2 separate regions of the Homo sapiens genome follow, and region 1 is linked to region 2. A link is a loop called in an ENCODE intact Hi-C map of the cell type or tissue named here. Cell type or tissue: sigmoid colon. All regions are shown on one strand. Links, peaks and the distances in the headings refer to the core of each region. The heading gives the core; the rest is flanking DNA. Region 1 overlaps ROBO1 (roundabout guidance receptor 1). Region 2 overlaps ROBO1 (roundabout guidance receptor 1).

The links. Hi-C counts contacts between places; a loop is a spot of excess contacts. Peaks named below come from ENCODE experiments on the same cell type or tissue, not always from the same donor. Only the 100,000 strongest peaks of a DNase experiment are listed, where the experiment ranks them.
Region 1: a loop joins it to region 2, with 2.0 times the contacts of the local background. A loop is called at or near these places in 1 of 110 quality-filtered maps.

The regions. Positions count from the first base shown.
Region 1 is chr3:79,100,888-79,110,979 of GRCh38, reverse strand. The region is part of intron 3 of ROBO1 (roundabout guidance receptor 1); the gene reads left to right. Among named protein-coding and RNA genes, the nearest start is that of MIR3923, 400 kb to the left of the region's middle. In sigmoid colon, for the core only: no CTCF peak of the experiment used is centred there; no DNase peak of the experiment used is centred there.
Region 2 is chr3:79,161,791-79,171,882 of GRCh38, reverse strand. The region is part of intron 2 of ROBO1 (roundabout guidance receptor 1); the gene reads left to right. Among named protein-coding and RNA genes, the nearest start is that of MIR3923, 340 kb to the left of the region's middle. In sigmoid colon, for the core only: no CTCF peak of the experiment used is centred there; a DNase peak (open chromatin) is centred at 3,722.

The DNA.
Region 1 (10,092 bases), core at 3,630-7,629, 62 kb after region 2:
ACACTGTAGTGTCACTGCCAATGTCTCATTTTCAAATTGCATTCAGATTTCATTCACTTCAAGTGTGGGCATGGTAGCTCACACCTGTGATCTCAGGACTTGGGAGGCCAAGGTAGTAGGATCACTTGAAGCCAGGAGTTTAAGCACAGCTTGGGCAACATAGCGAGACTCCATCTACAAAAATTTAAAATTAGCCAGGTGTGGTGGTGCACACTTGTAGTCCTAGCTACTTGGGAGGCTGCAGTGAGAGGATTGCTTGAGTCCAGGAGTTCAAGGCTGCAGTGACCCATGATCTTGCCACTGCACCCCAGCCTGGGCACAGAGCAAGACCCTGACTCCAAAAAAAAAAAAAAAAAAAGTTATTTCCCTCACTTCAAATCAATAATCAAGCAGGTGAGTTAACAGATACGAGATTCTCATTCTTGAGATCCTGTGGCCAACAACTAGCATCTGCTGCATGGTGGGCCTCCAGAAATGACAGGAGGTATTTTAAGAAGATTTACTCGGTCAATTGGGTGTTTACAAAATCGCTGGAGAAAGAAAAGAACTTAGGCCTCTAAAATAATGTCTAGAATAAGTCAGCACAAGTAGTCCACCAGAGAAACAGTCAAGAAATCAGGTAACAAGAGGCCACACAGAAATGAAAATTCTTCAAGTCTGAGCTTCCAAGTTGTCAGTGAACTAGTATTGTATGATATATGTATATTATATAGTATTATATAAATATTATTTCTGAAAGTGTAAAATGTGCCCAATTCACACTCACTGTAATAACTTACATTTAGTGGGCACACAGCACTGATTATTTGGCATCATCTCATATAATCCTCACAGCAGCTTGGCAAAGTAGGTTTTATTGTCCCCATTTTGTACCTGAAGGGACCGAGTGAGAAAGAGATTAAAGCAATTTTCCTAATTTGACACACTATCAAATCCAGGAAATCTCGCTTCTATTCTCAGTTGCTTCTCATACCAATGTAGGGGTCATCTGCAGTAAGCTTCATGTATTATTAATAATTGCCAAGTCAGCATGTATAAGCTTTCAAATTACCACAGTTATCCAATTAACCCATAGTTACTTATGTAGCCTTTAGTGCTTCTTTCCAGGAGCAGACTAATGAATTTCAGTATAAATGATTATACAAGTAGGAAACAAAGGTCATGAAAAAATGGAACACCTCATAATAACTGTTACATAAAGGGCTTTTTATTCCCCCAAAATCAATTTTAAAGATTGACGTCTCAGTAGCCTCCTAGTCAATTTTAATTCTAGTGCTATTCGGTTAGTTCTAATAAAATGTTTAAAAACTAATAATAAAGATATATCAATTTCTTAAGTGTAACGCTTTAGATTTACAGATGATATAAGAGAACCATGCGTAAGTAATAAAAGTGTAAAAACATGCATGGGAATGATTTATAGCAACATCAAGGTGCTAGCTATCTTTGAGAAAGCAGAAGTAGAAAGCAATGAGGAAACAGCTATAGCAATATCTGTAATTATTTTAAAGAGAATTTAAAACAAACAGAAAAAATTTAATAATGCTTCATTTATGTGGTATGTAAATGAGTGTCTATTACATTTGTGTCATTTTTGCATGTGTGAAATATTTCACAACTTGAGATAAAAGAGTTTTGAGACATTAACATTAATTCTTAAGAATTATTACAGTTCTATTAGATTCCATTATATAATACAGCATACTGTGTATGTCAAATGTTTTATGCTAGCATCTGCATTTTTAAAGCTACTATATAACAGAACTTTGAATAAGTACCCCCAATTGACACAGCTATGTTAAAATAAAACCTAAAGAAAAAAAAAACTTTAAGACCCAAATCTTGTAAAACATGCTTTTGATGTGTTGGGATTTTAAACATCCATTCAGATCAGACATGACCTTAGTTTTAAAGATACAGTCCACAAACAAATGCCTGTAACTAATTTTTTCTGTTTTAAAAAAAAAGAAAGAGGCACTGTGATATACCTTAACCTTAAGCTATAAAGAGCTGCATAAAATACTTATTATTTGATTTATGCTTCAAAATATATACAACATATAGTTTTTGTGACTAAATATGCTTGTTCATTATTTCTTTTCAAATGCAATTTAGATGTTTTCAATTTAAAAAGAACTGGTGGAGATGCACAAAATCCTTTCACAAAGAACTGTACTGAGCCAAATTACCATTCCTAGAATAGGGGTTTGCCACAGAAATCCTCATTAATAAATATGTTCTGAAGAGACTTTGTCTATTCACTCTATAATTTAATCAAGACGTTACTCTAAGACAACCAGAGTTAGGGCACCCTTATTCACCCAGCCTTTAATATGCATATAGTTTCTTTAAATTTTAACCTATTGCTCTTGTATTTGTTTCTATCTTAAATTTCTACTAACAGTAGTGATACACAGAAATATTCAGAATTGTATTCAACAATTAAATAATGGTTGTCTTTACACTAAAAAGGGATGCTTCTAGACAAAAATTGTTATTAACATTATATTTTAATATAATACATTTCTCTAGAACTTAATTCAAATGGAAGTACTGGTATGAATGTGCTAACTTTATAAAAAGTAGTTGAATGGACATTAGTTTTTTTTTATTTATCTTTAAAGTGACTAAATAGGTGAACAAGTGAATTATGAGAAAAAGTTAATATAGAGTCACCTTTCAATGACAGAAATGCATTTTTATACGAGTAACTGTAACTTCCCTGTTGCTTCTGCTGTCTTACATGAATGAGACATTTATGTCGATGTATCTTGGGGTACTTTCTATGTATCAAGGAAGAAAAAGAGAGAGTTGATCAAAATCAGTAACTTTCCAAAACACACATACTATATTCACTTAAATTTATTTTGCAGGCTACTGTCAGAATCAACAACTTCAATTAAAAGCAAAACATTAGTGATTGCTTAAACAGATCATGAAATAAAAGACCTATGGTGTATTACTGGTATTAACAGCATTCTGACATACGTAAGAAATCATTTGATTATTTTATTAAGAATAAGTTACATTGCTTATACATTGAGCATCTGTATTCTACTGCAACTAACACAATTTGTTTTATCAGGTTCAAGGGAAAATTGTACTTGTTGATATTAATATTATCTTAACTCTTTATTTCAGTGTTCCAAGTGATAATTTAAATGAGCTCTAACAGTTAAGACTTCTCAAACATGCTAGAAATATGTCAATTAATAAGCTTCATTTACTTAATCAATTCAACAATATCAACCAATGTTTGTAAATTACCTGTATTGAGAGTTTTACTGATTACATAAGTAATCACTCTCAATACAGGTAATTTAGAAAATAAAGAAAAGCATAAAATACAAAATTATCAACACCCAACATTTTAATATGCAAGCAGTCCTTTTCAGCCACCTATAATCACAGCGAGCAAATTCTACTTAAAAAGAATTCACACACATAAAAAGGCAAGTGTAAAATTTCATCAAGATTGTAAAAGTAACTAGGATTTTATTTTTAAATGAAACAACATACAAAAAGTAATTTATATGATGCTCAGTAAAATGTATTTTATGTTTGCAACTCTGCTATAACTCTTATAATGAAACAATGAATTGAGCATTAATTTTAACACAATTTATCAGATAATCCTTGTGTGATAAAATGATATGAAACGCATCACTTCACATGTGATGCCAATATTATCACAAAAGGGTCATGTGTTTAAAAATTACCTGAACACTCTTTGCGTAGCACCTATTTTGTTATGCTTATGAATTTTTTTCTTTAAACTTTAACTCATCTAACTACTGTAATTATCCTTTGCCAAGTGGTGTGTGTGTGTGTGTGTGTGTGTGTGTGTGTGTGAGAGAGAGAGAGAGAGAGAGAAAGAGAGAGGTATAGATAAGCAGTTTTCCAACAACACTTTCATAGGCATCTTATTTTGTGAAATCCTGTATCTATGGTAAGCTTTGCAATTTTACCTTATAAATGATATATTTTGTGTTGACTTCAGATTATTGGATTAGCTGAGCAGAGCAACAAAGACTGACACAATGAGCGGAGATAGATTCTATACATAAGTAGGGAGGAATATTTGAAGGGGACACATTTATAGCTTGTGACTTTGTGAATGTATTCCTGTAATAACAACTTTCACTTTCCTGTGCAACTTCACTGCTTTGGATACTCAGATAATGAATATGAGGACAATAATTACTTGCCATTTATCATTATTGTGCTTTGATGTGTATATATTTTTAACTTACATTTTTTTTTTAGTGTCTGTATTGCTTGCAACCTGATGTACTATGTCATTCACACTCGTGTTAACTCAGAAGTAGACTTAAATTTTAATGTAGGTCTAGGATTTAGCACTTACTTGAAACTTTAGGTGTTTGCAAAAATAATTCATTCTTAACATAATAAATGCACTAAGCACAGTCAATTGTTTATTTATATTAATATAATACATGAGGAAAGTGCTAATAGAAATCCAGGTATTTCTATAGTTCAGAGCCTGTTCCATAATATCAAAAATAGAATTATTTGTCTTGTTTTTTCAGGCAATGTTATGTTCTGAAAGAGAAACCATTTGTAACAATTAAGGCTCATTAAAAATGTTGTTAATTTAATGAACCCCGGAGAATGTGATATCACAATAATAAAAAAATGAGCCGCACTAGTATATTCTAATAAAACATGTAGCTTTTTGCTTCCCAGAGGGAACTCATTGGGTAAAACTCTGATTTATAGGCTTTTAGAAACCTCTTAACTAGCAAAACAATAATATGTTTTCATTCATATGGTACACTTCTTTTATTTTTAAAGCAGACAATTTGCTTGTTTAAAAAGAAATCATTGTTAAAAGACTATATTGTTTCAGCTAGTCAAGTTGCTTTGATTTTAAGCAAGATATCCAGCTCTGTGAATAGCAATTCTGTTACCATACTAAATTTGTTAGATTTTCCAGGATTCACAAGGACTTTCAATATATACATTACCTTACTTTAAATTTAACAGAAACCAAATGGGTAGAAATTAGAATCCAAGCCAAGATCTTTGGGGACCTCCGGCAACTTACAAAGACAATCCATTCTACAAAAATAAATATTTCCCAAACCTATATACACAGCAGGAGCTTCATAAACACCAACTGGTAGCCAAAACCAACACTACGCTGAAATTGGTTAACACATCTTTCAGGCTGATAGCATGTAGCTTTGTGGTATACTCTTTTCATTACATACACATGATGACACTAAGGATTTTTTCAATGCAGTTTCCTCTTTCTCCCACAATATCTTTGTTTGCAACAATGCATAACTTTAAACATTTTAACAATGTCAATATAAATATAAATTTAGATAGCATGCTTCCTTTCTCTATTACTATTCACCACAGGCATGAAATTCATAAGATAAAATTAATATGTGAAATCCAAATTAAATCTTGGAATACTTACTTTTTTTTCACCTATAGGTTAAGTAAACTTACCAAATTGCTAGCTGGCTCTCCAAATTGCTACACCACTCGATACTCCCATCAGTAGTTCATCAGACTGTCAGACTAACAGGTGTACAATCGTATTATATCACTTAATTTTCATTTCTGTGATCTTCAGCAAGTTGCAGTTTCCCTTTGAATGCAATGATCTTTTGTGATTCCTCTTCTCTAAATTGCCTGATTATGCACTTTGTTCATCTTGCCCTTACACTCATGGTTCTTTTTCTGTTGATTCTCAGGAATTCTTTGTCAATTTTTACATGCTGTAACTATCTTTTTCCGTTAGTAGTTTAACTTACATCTTTCCCCACGTGTGTTAAACAGAAATCTTTCATTCTCATACAAATTATACCATCATATTTTGCTTTATGGTTTTCTTTTGAATTTACTCACAAAGATGGTCTCCTAGATTTTTTTGTATTAACTTGATAGGTGGACTTTTTACATTTCAGTTTTTAATACATCTTAAGCTACTTTTTATGTGTCTTTAAATTTGCATTCATGTAAGTCAGTTTCTCCATGCCATCTACCAAAAACACCTGCCGTTTTCCATTGGTAGCAACTTCTCATGGATTATATCATCATATATGTATGGGTCTGTCTCTAAGCTCTCTTTTCTGTTACATTAAACTATATGTCCATTCTTGTATTAATACAAACTGTTTCCATTGCTATGGCTTTGTTGTAGCTCTTCAATTAAGATAGGGCGAGGGGACAGTTGTCTCTCTCACTCTTGCTATCAAGGAGCATGGACTATGTTTACATTAATTACAATAATCTAGTAAAGTAGTCTTGGGCTAAGTAACCTCTTTATGCTCAGGATGATATGAATAGTACCGAACTCGTATGGCTGTGTGAGAACTGAAGAGTGATAATGCAAGCCTATCGCTGGACAAGTGACTCATGCATCTTAAATATGCAATAAGCAGTAACTCAATAAGAACTAATAATAAAAAAAATCAGAAGGTGCTAAACCAGGTGTCTGCTCTTGTTAAAGAACAGAGACAATCTATACAGCATTGTGATTACACATCTATTTTACTGTAGTAATATTCAGTACAACATCAGGCATATTTATCAGCGAGTAATTATTTGAAAAAATAAATGTTCACATGCTGTTCTATCATGACTTATTATTTCAGGAAATAGCCTAACTTCAAGTAAGGTAGTTTCTACTAATTCAGCTTCACAACTTAACCAACACTAACTTGAAACACATTTTTAAATTGCCTATTACATAATCTGTGTAGTAACACGACTATGAAAGCGTTCATGACTCCTTGAAATACTAAAAGAATTCCACAAACTTGCACTATGTTTACTCTTATTTTCAAACTAGTGATACTTTACCCGGCTTCAACATCCAGCTCCTACTTCCGGCCAACAAATCAAAATCCCTAGGTCGGAGATAAAACACTGGTGTTTTGTCTTAAAGTCTCTATCAGATGATTTTAATGTGTTGTCAGAGTAGAGAGCCAGTCCATTTAGCAGAGGTTCGGGCCATATTCCTCCTCCCTTTCCTATCATAGGCTCCCAACCATTGTCAATCCCTGACCAAATATAATATTTGCTAAATTGAAATGCAATTTTTTATTCATATCCTGCAGTGACTTTAGTTGAGGCCAAATGCCTTATATAAAATCAACAAATAATTTTCTTTGATGATAGCAAAGTCAGAGAAAGCTTAATCCTCATATTTACTAACTGTAATTTTTAATTAAACAATTAGCATATATATGTATATATGTTTGTGTCTGTATATGCATGTGTGTTTATTTTTTCTTAGTCAAAGTGTTGTTAAAGAGACTTTAGATGTGATAAAATTTATATTTAATAACCTTAGATATTTCACACTATTAGGAGAAATCATAAAGGTGTAGTCTGAGTTAGCTATTTGCTTTTTGTTAGATGTCGACAAAAATTTTTAAAGATAGAAGAACATTAGCAAATGCATAGGGCCGTTTTGCTCTTGTAAACTGCTTACTCAACAAAAAACATCCATTTGTTTAAACTAAGGTTAGCCTTTGTTTATTACAGTAATTACTTCTGTTCCACTGGAGATAATATGCTTAGTGTCTCAAGTATATGTGAAACCTATCTCCTAAGAGTCAGTAAGCCTCAGTCAATAATGCAAAAGCTGACCGAAAACCGGTGTCTTAGTTCTGTTTACGAATGTACCAGTAGCTCATTCCTGTTTGTATGCATTAGTCCATATTCACTTTTTAGCTATGTCTTACTTTTTGTTTTTGTTGTTTTTCAATTAAAATATGCATACTCCCATATGAATGTTTAACATTGGTAAGTCTAATAAATTGCATCTAGTTCATGCAAACAATATGCTAATATAATTAGATTTAATTAGATGTGCTTGTTTTAAGTGGAATTCAGTTAAACACATGTATTGGTTTCACAACATATCAAATAATGTGATTGAATCTTTTACTTTCTATCTTCTGATTTTAGAATCATATTAGACGAACTCTTCGATTGTTTCCTTTTCAGTTTTTCTTTTATTTTATCGTCAAATACATACAACATTTTTATCCCAGGCCACTAGGAATTTCTAGCTATCAATTCTATACATAATCTAGTTAACTATTCTTAATTAGAAGAATCATAAAAAGCTCCTTGAAAGAAAATCTAAAAATAATGACCATCATAAATAATGAAACACTTCTAATAATTTATTAAAAGCAAAAAAGCACCAATAACTTTTATGTGCTTCTCTCTTTGGACATACACATCTGCTTTAGTGACTTTTATTCAGTAATGAGTCCCAAGCATAGTCAAGTTCTGTCCAAGTGAAGTAAAAATAATTTGCTAAGGACCTTGCCAACTCCTTCTTTAAATTATTTTGTCAACCAACCATGGCCACAACTTATAACTGCCATGCTTCCAATACTTTGTTTCTTAATCTTAAAAGTGATACATATAAAAGTGATTCATGTAAATTGGCAAACAGGAAGTTTTGGATATCTAGTGATTACTTCCTAGAAGTGCTAAATCATGTCTTGGCCTCATCTATGTGTTTTATGGCTGCAATTTATGATGTTTAATAAGCTTAATTCCTCTCTTATGATTGAAAACCTTGGACTCTCAGAACTTCTTGCTGATGGTTTGGCCTCTTGTTACATTACATAATCATGATGCTATGATAAGGACCATAGCCTTGTATCTGTAGTCGTTCAGGTAAAACACATTCCCTTAACTGAAAATAAATAGGTTTGGAAATAAAAAAGAAGAATACTATCTATGGTACAAAATTATACATCCTTTGAATCTGAAAATGGAATCTATTTTTACAATAAACATCGTATGCTATTATATGAAAGGTATTATTTCCTGAGAAGTAAATGTTGAAATAGTATATATTTTATGTGCACTTTTATAGATAATTTTAATAAAAATGGATCTACATATGTACAAATACTGATCAACATTATTACTAAAAAAAGAATAATGGTGTGGAAATTAGGTAGGTCAAAGCTCTGACTACATCCTCCAGAGTATAATGAGATCAGCTTCAATTAAATGAAAACTGTGTGAGCTGAGCAATATATTGGTTCACATGAAACTTGTTTGACAAAACTTGTTTGCATTTATTGACATTTTGTCCAATTGTGCTTTAAAATTAAATCCCATCACAACTATCTGTGCTCCTCTAAAATGTTTAGATTCAAACAAGTAAATCTTACAAAGAAATCCTGGTAAAATCTTTAAATATTTTTTGTATTTGTACAGCCTTCACAACATTGTGGAAATAATTACCATTCTTGATGTTAAACTATTTATAGCTATCCAACTTCAAAATACACACATGCGGAAGCTATTTCTCTCCTTTCAGGTTCTTGTAATTCTCAGATTAGCAGAGCTCTGCCAAGAGTAAAACCCCAAAGAAAACGGTGAGGATGAGAGCCTTCAGCAGAAGCAAGTGAGATAATATGAAGCTCCAGGGTGAGAAACAGGAACTCAGAGACTCTGGGCGGAGAGGCAACCGCTAGGCAGGTGTCACATTCATTATTAATTCATCCAAAACGGATCATGCCCTTGTTCAGTAACGTCCTCAAATTACTGTTATATGGCATCATTCTTATAAATGTAAAATTTTGTTTACAGTGACTCACATTAACAACTGAGGTTTGAATCACAAATTGTTAATAAGAGTTTGCGCTGTCCACCCATGAGATTTGGCAAAGCTCATTTGTGGCTACATTTGTTCTCAAACATGGCTTGGCCACCAAATTTGTCTTTTAACTCATGAATATCATTAGGCTTCTGTCTTATGTGCTGTATTGATCTCAATTCTCCAAAGCGTTCTCAGGTGCCAGAGTAGCTATATCTGTGTTTTTTAAAAATGATTTCTGCTCTTCAATCATGGTGAAGCTGTTTCTCCCATTGCCCCTGGAAGCTACTCTATCTGCATAATACACAAATACCTTCAATATATACCTCTGACCATCTGCTAGATTGGCATAGCCCTGATTAAGGAAAAAAACACCACCTCTCTTCTTTGCCATAGGTACTAATAACATTCAGTTTAGCCAACCAGCTTTCAAAATCCTGTAAATTATAGATTATCCTGGAAGAAATCTCTCTTCTGTT
Region 2 (10,092 bases), core at 2,135-6,134:
AGATGTGTACAACATAACTTATAAGTAATAATGTTACATATCATAATTTTATTATAGATTTCATATAGTCAATTGACTTTCAGAGAATATTTTTGTTAATTTTTCCTGACTTTTGTATCCATAACCACCCTATGAAGGTATTTCCAGTTTTAACATGAAAGTTAGTTGATTTTTTTTATGTAACAAGTAAGACAAAAGTGTACAACTAAAGATATATGCCAGAACTTCACTTGTTTTTCAATCACGTGAATGACTTGTTTATTTAAATGGTTAATAGTTGTTTAAGGAAGAATATTTTATCCCTTTATGTATGTGTGTGCTGTTTACAATGTAATCTGTACTGATGCAACACAATTTTAAGTTTAATCTGTTTTATAAATATTTTCTTCATCACTTTCTTAAATCTAGAATATCAACAAAAGAAAAAATTAAGCCCAGATTTTGTTATGGCTTTTTTTTTTTTTTTTTTGCAATTTTCATGGCATATATACTTGCACCATGGCTACTAATGTGACATCATCAAATGTCAAGTTGAGAAGAGATGCTTGGCAGCACACTCCTGCATAGTGTTTCTAGCACATGAATAAAATATACTAAAACAATATCAAGGACATAGATGATACTAACGATGAAGTAAAACAATTACAAAATTGTTACTTTCATAAGCTTTTTTAACATAATATGTGTAATTATTAATTTATAAGCTTTGTTTTTAACATAAGATATTTAATTATACATTTATATTATTTAAATAATGAATTTAAGTAAATTCATTATTGTGAATGAAATTATATAAAATAATAATTTTATAGAAAGTCATTATTATATAAAGTAACTTCAACGAATTTAAGAACTAACTCAAAATATCCCTGAAAAATCTATCAGTTGGCTCTTTTGAACTAGTACATCTGAATCCAGCACATGGCTACGTGATATTTTCTTCATTTCTGAATGAAGGAAAGGTATATATAAAGTAAATTACTCTGTTAAAAAGAAATGAACACAAGTATGAAAAATAAATTACTTCAGATTGATGCAAGTATTCAACATGCAAATAAAGTTGATGAAGAGTCAACTCTGTTCACCTCCTAACTGATTTATCCCTTAGCCTTCTTTGACCATTTACTGGCAGGCTTATTTAACATGTATTTAAATTCCTAAGAGAAAAAAAAATAACTTGTCTAATTCACTGGTAATAATAACATCTGTAACCAAATATATGTGTGAGGCAACATTTTTTACCTCTAAAATAGATTTACAGCAAATTTACAAAAATTTGTATTGCCTTAGTTTAGACAAGGAAAGGAAATTGAGTTTCATGTACAAAGAAGATAATAATTTTAAATTTAGGGGCAAGGCTATTTGAACATTTCACATATTTTCCTATCTTAAATGCAAAATATTTTAAAATTCTTAGATATCTAGGTAATGGAACAGATTGGTGGATTATGTTGGTATGTTTGCTTTACTTTACTTGGACTAATTTAAGAAGAGTGACCTTTGATTGTTAACTGAACTGGAAACACATTTAAATTTTCTGATAAATAGCAACCTAAGTAGCACACCATGGCCTCTGACAGCATTCATGTGTTAACAGAAATGAGTGGTGTGTTAACTGATGGAGTCCTTATAATGATTTCATCAGTAATTAGTAGGTAAATGAGGCCCTGGGATGAAAGCTTGAAGGTTCCATTTGCCCCTTTACTCTTGATTGGCACAATGGCCCTGAGCTCTAATCTAGTGAGAATATTTCATGAAAGAGCCCTACACTAGGATATGCAGATAGCTAAGACCCAGGCCTTGCACTTATTGTTTCCTTTGTTGTTAAAGACCAAGAGTGTGTTTTCTCTCTCTCGCTCTCTCTCTTTGACTATAAACGTTTACATTTTAGGATTTTTAACCTAAACATGTATTTACATTTTTGTACTTCAAAGCTCTGAATAATTTCAATGTTCAAATGTTTATAAAATTTACCTCTTTAAGTTAAGAGTTTTGTAGGCCCTATTCTTATTTTTATATACTCCATGTCCATAAATTGAGAGCATTCCTTTTATTATGCTTTTGGTATTAAGACCTAAACTTGTGAAATTTTGAATTGAGATAACAAAATGGGCATAGGTTATTTATTTTTCACCAGTCACTTATAACAGCTGTGATCCTAAAATGGTAACACCAAAGCTGAACCATTTTTATTATGTGGTTTTATTTTATCGTTAAGTACTTACACAATTTAACCACCCTAAGGGATCTTATTATAATGCCTACATCAGAGGATTTTATTTCAGGTTTCAACAATAATCTTCAGTCATGGAATATTACTATATTTTACATTGATTAAAATCAAGTAGTCCAAGTAATTACTCAGCTATCTGGATTTCATTTGAAAATTCTTCTGCCCTTGTAATATTAAGAAACGTGTGTGTGTGTGTGCATTTCTACAGACAAAACAAGCAAGGCTGAATAGGATAAAGTGGAATCCTATAGAATAATCTCAACAAGTAATTATTTATTGGCTATGATATGCCTGTGCGGCAAGCAAAAGAAAAAAACGACAAGAAATCTGTGCTTCCATCTTAAAGCCTTTGTATGGAATCTGCATTAACTGTTTGGAGGAATATAAAATTAATGTAGATTATAACATAATAAAATGAATATGTACTACTATTATATGTCAAGATCTTGAATCCAAATGTGCACTAATATGTACTCTTGAAGAGATCCCAGTCATCAATAGTCCACTTTCATAGCCTTGCTATTCTTTGGTTATCTAAGCTGTAGCTACACTGGATTTCTTTCAGTTCTTTAATAGTTCCATTATTCTTCCCATCTTATGGTCTTCAAAACTTGTTGCTTCTACATAAATCATTCTTTTCATTGCTGCAAACATTCTCTTTCCCCTTTATCTTTAGAATTTTGCTCAAATAATTCATCTTAATTCTTCAAGTTTTCAACTTTAAATGTCACTTTCTCATTTAGGATTTTCCTAGCAACAGTCTATTTCAATGTTCTAGCATTCTTTCATAACATCTATAATTAATTATTTGTATAAATAATAGTGATGCATTTTCCTCACTTTAATGCAAGCTCCTCTGAGGACCGGAACCCTTGATATATTATCTACTCCTGTATTTTAAGCTCCTAAAACAGTGCCTGAAATACAGGGGGCATGGAGTCAATGTTGCCTAACTAAGTAAATAAATGGAAACGTTGAAGTGACTAGAGATATTGAAGAGTTTGGGACACAGAAAACATGACTTTAACCTCCAAACATTAGAGAGAGACTTCTACAAAGGAAAAAGCAATATAAGCAAAATAGTAGGGGCAAACATTATACTAGGAGAGTTTGGAAACAGTAAAATGAACTAGCCAGAGTGGTGATATTAGGGTTTAGTGGAAGAAAGATAAAATGGGTATGCATTTTACCATGTTGGGTCAAAGGTCATTTTCAGAAAGCCAAGGAGTTTCTGCCAACTTTAGCTTTGAATTATGATATTTTCATCACTGATTTTTTTAAAAAGAAAAACTCTCTTAAGGATTTCTGGAAAAAAAAAATCTCCCTGGAAGAAACAGTATTTATTTAAATAAAGCCAAAGTTCCTGACTCAGCATCAAAGTATTTCTTTTAGCAGGGCGATGACTAAAGCTGAATGTTTCCTCTCATTGGGTAAACTGTCACTGTTGGCTCTTCTCCGAATACGCAATTAGCCAAATCACACACAGGCCGATAGGGTTGTGCCAGCAAATCTAAAGAATACTGTTAAGTCCAGTTTCTTTCCGTTCCTGGCTGTGCAGATTGCCTGAATCTATATTAAAGTATACATTCCCCAAAATAGCAAATAATGCTTGACCAACATGTGGTACAAGTTAAAAATAATTATTTTAATACTGATGATGATGATAGCTAAAAGTCTGTAGTTATCATCTGACAGTGACCATTCTAAATTCTTCCCATGCATATATTAACTGCCTCAATCCTCCTAACCTCTCTCATGAAATGGATGCTATTTGTATCTCCATTTTACAGATGAGGATGATTAAGTACAATGCATTCAAATAACTTGCCTGAGTCATGCAGATAATAAACCTCAAAACCAAAAATTCAAACCCAAGTATTCTGACTTCTGATCCCAAGTTCTTCAAACATCTTAATTACCAAGGCAGAATGCTCAGATTGGATTAGCAGAAAGATTACTAGTCATTGTAAGATCTGGAACAAAGATGTGAGATGAAGAGAGGATATTTTTGTTTTTATTTTTGCTTTTCTTTTTAATTGATAAAGCAGTGGTGTGAAGGGAAGTAACTAGTTGGGACAGATAAAAAGGAAAGTGCCCTCTTAGAAGGCAATTGCATAGTTTTATCATTTATATGAAGACAGTAGCCCCAAAATGATGACAGTCATTACAGGTGTTATAAAGATATAAGTTATAGGAATTTAGAAGAAAGGAACAGTGACATTGATTTCATGACAAAAATACAATGTGGATGTACACAAAGAAGTTTTACTAGAACAGAAGGCTAAATTCTCTGTGTTCCTCTTGCTAAGGAAGAAATTGCTGCCTTGCAACTTCTGGAATTTTGTTGGCACAAGCAAACAAAAATAGTGAAGAGTAAACAAAAAAACACAAAAATTTTAACTGCAAGAAAATTTACTAGCGTGAGTTTAGATGCTCTGGATGAATTAGGAAATGCTTTTGTGCTATTAATTTTCAAACCTAAAAGACCTTTCTTCAATTTTATAATCAATATTATCAGCAGTATCTTGACCTGGGAAAAATGAAGTGTTTGGCACTGGTTGTGTCTTTTAGGAAACATGATTAGGACATGATTTGAAATTGAGTAGCCAGAATTCTGACAGTCTTTGTTCTTAACATTGGAGACACGTGGATATGTGCACATCGCCTCAGGCATAGTGAATAGCAGTAGCATTAATTCAGAAGCCTAAGAAGATGTCTTTGGAATATTATTCCTCTATCCATAAAACTGTTAAGTGATTCATTAATTCAACAAATATTATGAATCCTTTACTGATTTAGGCACTGATAATACATTAGTGAACAAATTAAGAAAAATAGCGGATCAACGAGGTCAGGAGATCGAGACCATCCTGGCTAACTTGGTGAAACCCCGTCTCTACTAAAAATACAAAAAAAATTAGCCAGGCGTGGTGGCGGGCGCCTATAGACCCAGCTGGTCGGGAGGCTGAGGCAGGAGAATGGCGCGAACCCGGGAGGCGGAGCTTGCAGTGAGCCGAGATTGCACCACTGCACTCCAGCCTGTGCGACAGAGCTAGACTCCATCTCAAAAATAAAAAAAAAAAAAAAAAGAAAAATAGAAAACTTGCCTTCCATCCTGCAACTTACATTCTAGTGGGAAGATTTTATGAAAGTTGTTGATCACATAATTGAAATATATATAATGTATTTGTCTCTAAATTATTTCTAAAAAGAGGATTTCTTAAGTGCAGGAGATAATTCTACAAGAATAAAAAATCCAATTGAAGGTATAAGATGAGTAATGAATATTCAGTATCTGCAGTACCATCATAACCATCATAAATAATACAGCTGTCCAAAATTTAGTCAAGGGCAAGTTTGTAAAGATTCTCCAATTTCTATTTTTTTCTAACAGAAGTGAATTGGCTATAGGCATTAGATTAAGTATGTAATTTTCTGTGCCTTTATGATCTTCATCAAGTCTTACATTACTTTGGGGCATTAATAACTGTATTAGTCAGGGTTCAGTCAAAGAGAGAGAACCAGTAGAAGACACATTGCAATAGTAGAGACCTATTGCAATGAGTTGGTTTGCGCTATTGTTGGGGGTGGCTAGGCAAGTCTGTAATCTGTAGGACAGGCCATCAGGAAGGGTAGAGTGGAACTCTCCTGCATGGGCTGAAGTTGCTCTCCACAGGTGGAATTTATTCTTCCATCAGGGAAGCTTCAGACCTATTTTTAAGGTCTTTCAACTGATTGAATCAGGCCCACTCACATTATCCGGGACAATTCCACTTAATTAAAGTCAATTGATTATGGACTTAATCACATCAATAAAATATCTTCCCAGCAACTCCCAGATTAGTATTGGGTTGGCTATCTGGGGATTGAAGCCTATCCAAGCTGACATATCAAAAGAACCATCACGATAGATTATGTGATATGTGTATCTGGTCTGGTGCACATCGTGCCATTATAGATACCCAAATTCTGTAGGCTATTTCTTTAGGGTAAAACTTGAATTTTTGCAGTTTATAAATCCAGGGGAAATTCCGTTCTTTCAGGCTTTAAAATTTGTGGAAATCCTTAGGGAACCCATTGCTCCCCATTATTGGAAAATAGTACAGACGTTTTGACACTGATTTCTGATCTTCGAATCAGCTTTTTTCCAAAAGACTTTGTAGACAATCTCCTTCTGACAAATAATGGAAAAGTCTCTTGGAGGGGATACTGAGTTCACTCAGCACATTCCTAAGAATCTCAAACAGGTAAATTATTCTAATGCTGAAAGAACTCAACCTTGCAAAATGTCTCATAGGAAAATAATGTTGAAGTGCTCAGCTGATTACTTATAATGCCACATCTATGCCTGATATCTACATGTACAGAACTACTACAAACACTATGGTAGAGTAAGGTCTTCTGATCAAAACATGCTGACTCTAATAAAGTTATTGAGCTCCACTGTTAGCGTGAATGATAAATATTTATTGAACATCTTCCTGTGTGCCAGGCACTATTCTAGGCTCTCAGGATGCATTGATGAGTAAACAAATATCAAGAATTCCTGACCTTATGGCGCTTACATTCCAGTAATGTAGGCTGGCAGTGATGTAACATAAACAATAAGTATACCAACTAGATTTTAAAGCAAGTTAAAATGTGTTAAGTATCAGGAAAAAAAATGATAAGGTTAGGGGTGTGCAGTGTGACAGGATCTATTGTAATTTTAAATGCAGTAGTCAGATTTGCCAAGGTAATATTTGAGAAAAATGCAGAGGATTCAATAAATAAGCCATGCAGTTATTTGGAGAAAGTGCTTCTAGCTAAGACTACTTGTAGTGTGTTTGATAAACAGCAAGAAACCATTAGGCCACAACAGATAGAGCAAGGGGAGAGGAGTCGGGAATGAGATCAGAGAGGCAATAGGCAGCCCGTGAAAGTCCTTGTAGGCTGCTACAAAAATTACTTCTTTAATTCTGACATAATAGAGGAGATTGGACAGTTTTGAACAGAATGGTACCAGGACCTGAATTCTATTTTAATGAAATGATTAAGGATGTTATTTTAAAAGAATACTAAGGTGCAAAAGAGTAAATGAGAAAATAATTTCAAGCTATTGCAATAAAGCAGGCAAATGAGGATGGTGGGCTGGATCAAGATGAGAGTGATGGTAGAGGAGGAGAGACGTACTTATATTCTGGTTACATTATAAAGGTGGTGCAATATGATTTTGTATTTTCATCATATGATTATTTGACAGGTTACCTGTTGTCAAATGACATGAATCTCTGCTGTAAAAGTCTTACAAATATGTGTCCTTCTGATAGATTTCCTTCTCAAGCAACTGTGCTATATACTTTTGAAACCACATATTAGTACTCTAATTTTTCACTGCCTGATATAGTCTGCAGATATTAGAGACTATGTAGGGACTCTTGTTGAGTTTGTTGAAGGAATTGGACCACATTTATGTTATTAGCTGCTTCTTTAATAATTTACACTGTGTAATGTTGAGGACTCACTGGTTCTTTGTTTTAGTTCCCCCACCCTTGGACCATTTTAAATATCAAATTTGGCACAACAAAATGAGACCTTTGGAGGATTTCACTGTGATCTCCCCTTATAAAACAATTCCACACAGTGTCTTCCAAGGATTATTTTAATTGCAGGGTGAGATCTTACTGGTACATTTTTACAATATAATCATCAATGTCATTACCATACTAATGCCATTTGTAAAAATGTGGAAATCTGAAAATCGCACCTTCAATATTCCTAAGATTTAGAATCAGGGGATGCTGGAAGAAGTCATCTTATAATGACATTTGTTTATCTGTCTAAAGTACACAAATAAGTGAGGATTGTACTTTTCTAAATAGGATCCTTTTCTTTGTTTCAAGATGAGTAAAAGCCTCTCAAAATTTGAGGCTGCAGAATGGCTTCTATAAAAAACAACAACAACAACAACAAAACCTGAAAACAAGTGTTGGCAAGGATGCAGAGAAATTGGAACCCTTGTGCACTGTTCAAAATGTAAAATGATACAACTGCTGTAAAAAACAGTATGGCAGTTCCACAAAAAATTAAAAATAGAATTACCATATGATGCACCAATTCCACTTTTGGGTATAGACCCAAAAGAATAGAAGGCAGTATCTCAAAGAGATATTTATACACCCATGTTCATAGCTGCGTTATTCACAACAGCTGAAATATGGAAGCAATCCAAATGTCCATCAGCAGATGAATGAACCAGCAAAATGTGGCACTTATTACAGTGAAATATCATTCAGCCTTAAAAAGGAAGGGGATTCTGACACATGCTGCAACATGGATGAACCTTGAAAACATTATACTAAGTAAAAATAAGCCAGTCACACAAAGATAAATACTGTATGATTCCACTTACATGAGATAGGTAGGTAGAATAGTCAAAGCCATTGAAACAGAGAGTAGAATTGTGGTTGCCAGGAACTGTGGGGAGGCAGCAATGGAGAGTTCTTGTTTAGTGGGTACAGAATTTCAGTCTTTAAGATGAACAGAGTTTTGTGGATTGGATGATCATGATGGTGGCACATTAGGAATGTATCTAACTCCACTGAACTGTACGCTTAAAAATGGGTAAGATGGTAAATTTTATGTTATGTGTGTTTACCATAGTAAAAATAATATTTAAAAAGTGAGGCCACAAAACAAGATAATGGAGACAAAAATGCTTTAAAAGGGCTCGGAATTACCAATTTAAACATATGATTTTTTAGTTCATTCCAGGAACTGAGGTCATATTCAGTTTCTTACCAGTGATTCATGATGTACACAGGATGCAGAGCAGTACCCAATTTCTCTTATTTTATTTTGCAGAATCTCATGCTTGCTGCTAAGAATGTACACCTGATAACATGGAAATATGAATAGGCTTTACAGTAAGACAATGTTTCACAGATACTAAAACTATTCTGGGCTAATCCTATTATGAATGCATAAAGTATTATGTTGGTGCAAACGTAAGTTTGCCCAACTTTTCACTTTTTCCCACTGAAAGTATTGCTGTATTTTATTACAGAAATCTAAAACCCTTAACAAGTTACTGTGAACACTGAGATTTTGGATTGATAGATGATTGGCTAACGTTTGATGCAAACTAGCACCCATCCAGAAAAAAGACACATGTATTTTCTTCCATTTCACATGATGTTATTTAAAGTAGAGAATATCATATGAACATATAATGATAAAGGCAAAAATATCCCTCAAACCATATTTCCTTACCACATGTAGGTTCCACCTTAATTTAGCTTTCAGTTTCATTCTAAATCACTTCTACCTCATGTTTCTATCCCTTCTTTCCTCCTATTAAATTCTTGGCAATATTTTGGATGCTATATCTTCTAAGCTATTCAGAGATTTTCTCTGACCTAGTGAAATACATTTTTACTGGGATCCTGTGTGGCATCTCAAGCCCTGACAAATAGTCAAGGAACTCCTTTCCAATTTTACTGTCCAAGAAGCAGGAAATGACGCTAGTGCCTATTACCATACACTGAGAAATAAATTTTATTGGCAAGACATTGCTGACACATGCTACTTCTCTTCCTGATTCAAAACAGTAGAAAAAAAAATGAACTTGAGAGGAGGAAGGAAAGAAATTACTCAACTAAATTTATTTTTCCTCCATTAAAGTCACCTCCATGGTGACTGATTGGAAAATATGTATAACTGCAGCTCATCAGAGGCTGAATCTATTAATTTGAAATTATGGTATGTATTATTTTGAAATTATGGATTCTGCCCAGGTATTTTCTACCATCTCAGGAAATCAGTAAGTGCCCATGGGTACCAAGCTAGGGATAGACGGTCCTTCTATCTAACAATGAGTG